Linked DNA regions of Mus musculus: region 2 is linked to region 1. Evidence: chromatin contacts called from ENCODE Hi-C or POLR2A ChIA-PET data. All regions are on one chromosome and are shown on one strand. The core of a region is the stretch at or near the end of the contact, and the rest is flanking DNA. Distances in the headings are between cores, read along the strand shown.

The links. Hi-C counts contacts between places; a loop is a spot of excess contacts on that map. ChIA-PET counts read pairs that join two places held with the same protein, here RNA polymerase II (POLR2A).
Region 2: a loop to region 1 is called in a map of left cerebral cortex, with 5 times the contacts of the local background. The contact joins the enhancer-like site here to the promoter of Zfat in region 1. A Hi-C loop is called at or near these places in 1 of 37 maps with a recorded cell type or tissue (left cerebral cortex). POLR2A ChIA-PET finds 5 or more read pairs at or near these places in 2 of 5 experiments (Patski and embryonic stem cell).

The regions. Positions count from the first base shown.
Region 1 is chr15:68,257,583-68,260,142 of GRCm38, reverse strand. Zfat (zinc finger and AT hook domain containing) reads left to right here and starts at 1,287. Exons shown (of 16, transcript NM_001145888.1): 1 at 1,287-1,475. The coding sequence starts at 1,457.
Region 2 is chr15:68,294,456-68,297,015 of GRCm38, reverse strand. No RefSeq gene overlaps it. Among named protein-coding and RNA genes, the nearest start is that of Zfat, 37 kb to the right of the region's middle. Within about 2 kb of position 1,292, at least 1 of the 3 ENCODE cell types and tissues checked has a DNase peak (open chromatin) inside an H3K27ac peak, as active enhancers do; it is left cerebral cortex, where a contact is called at or near this core.

The sequences.
Region 1 (2,560 bases), core at 38-2,537:
GTGGGGCCACACACTTCATGGACTGTCTATGTGATCTCAAAAAAGCTACACAACCTTCCTGAACACCTGTCCTTTGCTCACCTGCCCACTGAAATAAAGATGTTTTTAAATATGTACTAAACAGAAGAATGAAGAATTAGACCAGTCATCTTAAGGTTCACTGCCCAAAGGCACGTCAACGTTTCTGGTTTTTGTTTTTAAAAAAGTGAACAAAATGAATGAGCTCATTCAGTCGTTCAGTAGCATTACTATGAAATCTGTGATGGGTAGGCAAAGACTAAAAGACCCAGGGGCCTTTGTGACAGGACCCTCTCTCCGCTCGGCAAACTCAGTCCATGGCAGAAAGGGGTAGCAAACAGTTATGCGCAACTGAATGTGAAGAAGTAATAAACACATGACCTCGACCTGTGGGGGTAAGAGAGAGGAACCTAGAGCTGTCTGAGGAGCACTCCAAGCTAAACACTACAGAAGGACTATACTCAGCATTTCACCAGCACTGTAAAAACAAACCAGGGCTGCCCAGACGCCGGTCATTTCCGTCCTGCTTCTTTTAACATTTTTCTCTTGTTTCTGTATGTGTGGAGTACTTTTTTACAATGGCTAATTTAAAAACCTTTCTAAAAGATAGCTTTACCAGCACAAGTACGACTGTTATTATTATATATATACTTAATTGGCCAACTCTAAAACTCATTCCCAGTTTCGAATGCTAAAAAGCTGACCAAGATAGGTAGGGATAAGGGACTTCGATGTCGGTAGAAATATATTCTATCAAAGTTACGTGGAACAGACGCTTCCTGCAGCGTGCGGAGGGGGCTCTAAGCTCCTAACATAAAAAACGGAAAGGTGGTCACTGAGCTTCCAAAAAAAAAAAAAAAAAAAAAAAAAAAAAAGATGTGCGAGGCACTGTCACTTCCAACCCGGCTCGTCCCGGACCCTGGGAGAGCCTGCCTGGGCCAACTACACCTAGTCAACCCGACCGGCAACTTGGGAAACTGAGCCCCGGAAAAGCTAGTATGCAAAGGGGCGCACTAGCCTGCCCACTCGCAGCCGTCCCCGCACGGAAGAGGATTCAGGACATTCCGGGTCCTGACTCCCACGTCCCAGGATCACAGCGTCCCGCCCCGGGCGTGGCCCAAAACAGCGCGCAGAACGCCGGGACGAGAGGCCGGCACCTAGGGTAGCCGCGAGCATGCGCACTGTGCCTTGCGTGCCGAGGGCGGTTCCCCGCGACCGACGTCGCTACGTAGGCGTCGGATCCCCGGGGAGAGGAGGGCGAAGACTCCATCCGCCATGTTGGATGCCGCAGATTCGCCATAACCTCTCCGGCTCTTTCCCTAAAAAAATCAAAATAAAGAGCGAAGTTTCCTCAGGGTGTCCGACTTTCTCGCTCAGCCCGGGAGGGAGCCGGGAAGAGCCCGAGGCTTTTTTTTTCCTCCGCCGTGGGGGCGTTGCCATGGAGACGCGGACGGCAGGTGAGCGGGGATGGGGGTTGGGGCGCGGCGGGGTGGGGGTGGGGCGCGGCGCCGCGCGGGAAACCGCTCGTGGTGTGCAGTGGGGAGGCCGCGCGCAGACTCGGGCCGGCGGAGGGATCCACGGGCGGGCGGAGCGCCGACGTCGCAGCGTTCTGCGGCCCACGTTTGGAAGCTGGCTTGATCCTGCCGCAGGAAAGAAAAAAAAGGGAGGCGGTGGAGAGCAAGCGAGGGGAGCGCCCTGCGCGCCTGGGGAGCAGTTTCCAGGGCTGTGGGCGGTGCCAGGGCGCCCGCCAGCGGCCATCCGCGGGCGTCTGGCTGCATAGGTGTTCGAGTCCCGTTGCCTGCCGCTGTTTGTGTGAGCTTTGAGTTGGCTTCTTGCTTAGTCAACAGTTTCGTAAAGTAGATGACTTCCCCTTCCCAGTGATCAACCCCGTGTTCTTAGCCAGGACGTGCTTCAAGTCCAGCCTTCTCTAGTGACCTTCAGAGGGAGCGGCCAATGAGAGAGATGGGCTTTATCACGGGTGACCCTGTCCCATGCAAGTAGTCATTTGCCTTCTGTCTTTGGCCCAGTGCTGTAGGGCATTGTCCTCGTGCGCTTGAACGAAGTGGCTCCAGGCCACTTCCTCCAGGCAGCCCTCAGACTGTCTAGCCAGAAGCTGCTTTAGCTGGTCTCATTGGAAGGGTAGACTTTTCACTTAACCCCTGGTGACTCCCCTTAACCTTAAGCTTGTGACCTCTAGCCTGTGATTGACACCAATTTAGACTCTTGGACCCTGACTTCCGAGGGTCGCTGCCAGTGTCTCCTGGTTGTTCTTAGTTGGTCATTCACTGAAGAAGAGAAAAGTTGAGAGCCCAGATTCCTGACAGTGGAGCTTTAAAGAGATCGGACTTCTGGCTTGGAAAACAATGTGAACCATATGTTTGCTTGGCCTTTGTCACTGTCCCCTGGAATTCAGACAGGCTCTTAGTAGGGGTGACCTTCTATTGAATGACTGAGTGAAGGAGCTGCTGATCATTTGTACACGTCACTGTGGTTTCCTGCTGGAGCCTGGGTCCATCCATACAGGGGACAGAAAACTCACGTT
Region 2 (2,560 bases), core at 43-2,542, 37 kb before region 1:
TAGTGGGTTCTCAGATCTTCTGTTCTTGGGCAGCCATTGTTGAATTAGCTGGTACATAGCCGGTAAATCATTCCAATAAATCCCCTTTCTAAATTTATAGAGAAAAATTCACTTGATAAATTTGTTACTCTAGAGAACCTTGACTAATACAGTATGTGTGCCGTTACTGAACATGTAGTAAAACAAGTATCTTTTAAAAAGAAGTTTTGCTGTGAGCAGGAAAATGAAGAAGCTCTGCCCTTCTGGTCAGGGTGTTGCTGCTCTCCAGGGCAAGCTGACAGAAGACACATGGATTAGAAGGTAGAAGTCCATGGTTCCCAAATGCTACCGTGTATATGTGAAAAACTCTAGAAGAATTTATGATCAAAATATTACTGATAATGTCAATAGCAATGCACCACAAAATCCTAAAATATCTTATTTCAACAAGAAATAATAGTTAACCATATAACTTACAATAATAACATACAAAGTATATTTTTGAAATTATTAGTTACTTAGGAATACATCCATACAAAGACTGACAAGGCTTCTAAAGGTTAAAAAAAAGGTTCAGAATAATTTGACAGACTATCTAAATGAACAGCAATTATACTGTTTTTATGCTTAGAAAAGACAGTATTATAAAAATGTCACCATCTCCTAAATAGTTTCATGTATCTAGCATAATCTCAATCAAAATCTTGATAAATTTTATATTATAGATTGTGATAAACCTGATTTTTAAATAAAAATATGAAGATTAATTTTATCAGATATTAAGACATAATATTAAATTTGTCAAGATGGTGCATCTAAGCAAATTCTCAGCAGAGGTATCAATGATGGAAATTTACCTAATTTATGATGAGGGTGAGGAAGTAAAAGACACCGTTTTCAGTAAGTTACTTATAGCAGACATTTTGGCTCATTCTTCCCTGGGCCCATGTATAAAATAGAGTCTGGGTATATTAAAGACCACTGGGTTATCTTCACACATTCTCACAGTTGTTCTGTGACAAAACTTGATCGGAGAAGCATCGTACATGTCTATTCATCACAGATAGGGAACCCAAGACTGACCAACATACAGCTGACATGTGTTTAACTTGGTGAACTATCAGTTTTACTGGGTTTGCTAAAAGAAATATGGGTGAGGGGCCACTTACAGGAGCAGAAATGACTCAGAGACAGCTTCATCACCAAAGCCCATTCCAGCATGGGTGACAGCTCACAAAAGCTGGGAACCTGGAGCTCACTGCACAGCCTGCAGGCAGCTCAGTCAGTTGGAGCATCTCTTTTCCAGATGCCCTAGTTGGTCTAAACCTCCCCCTCGGCTTATTTTAGGCATCTGTTCTTGTCTCGGAGTCTTCTTTGCAGCTCAAATGGAGACTTCCCAGCTTAACTCCTCTGAGATTTTCTTTGAACTTGGCTTCATTCCTGTCTGAGAGGGACTCTCAGCTTTTATTGTTTATTCTGGCAGAGAGGGGCCTAGTGAATCTGATCAGTTTCAGGGAGTTCCTGAAGCTATTTTGAGGGTGTTGTTGTTGTTGTTGTTGTTGTTGTTGTTGTTTTGATTTTTTTTTATCTTCCAGCTTAAGGAGCTTCTCTGAAGGATGAAATATTTCAGTCTTGGAGGAAACTGTTACAGAACCCAGTGTGACATTTTTAGGGGTGAAAACATTTGGGGCCCTCCCAAAGAGATGTGACTGAGCTCCCTTGCCCCTTCTTCCACATGGCCATATAGGGGCCCTGTCCACAGGAAACAGGTTCCCACCAAACACCAACACTGCTGGCTCCTGGATCCGGATCCTTCAAAGATTTAAACAATACATTTCTGTTACTTATAAATCCCCAGCTCTGAGGTAGTTTATTATAGCAGGTAAGGAAACCAAGACAAAGACTTAATAATTCTAACCTTTTAGAAAGTCATATGAGAGAATTTCTTAGTATTTTTAAATTATTTGTGTGAAAAATACAGTATAAAGGAAAAATGGTAAAGTAGGAAGTATGAAAACTCACCTACGGATCAAAATATAATGCAAAGAGTTTAAGTATAAGACATAAAATAGAAAAACATAATTGTAATGTTTATAATTTTTAAAAGGACCAGTATGCAAAATATATAAAGAATGTTAAAAAAAACAAATGAAAAAATACCAATAAAGCATGATAGAGAAAGGAAAGGTCAAAGGTGAATGCTCCTCACAGAAAGTGATGTCTACAGGGCTCATGGACATATGAAAAGCACTCAGTCTCTTAGTCACTTAGACAATTTAAGTCAGAATCAGATGCAACCATATTCTCAAAGGTTTGGCAAAAAAATCCCAAAGTCCAGCAATATAAAATGTGGGCCAGGCTATAAGTGATTTAGAAATTATGTGGTAATTGATGGTAAGAATGTGAGGCAAGAAAGTCTTTGCTGTGATATCACTGAATACAGGTGGATATTCCATGGACCCTGGAGATAGACTTGTTTATATAGATTAAGAAAAGGGACAAGAATATTGGGAACAACATTTTTAGTAATTACCAAAATCCAGAAATAAGTGAAAGGCTTGGTGTATGGAATATTGGTATG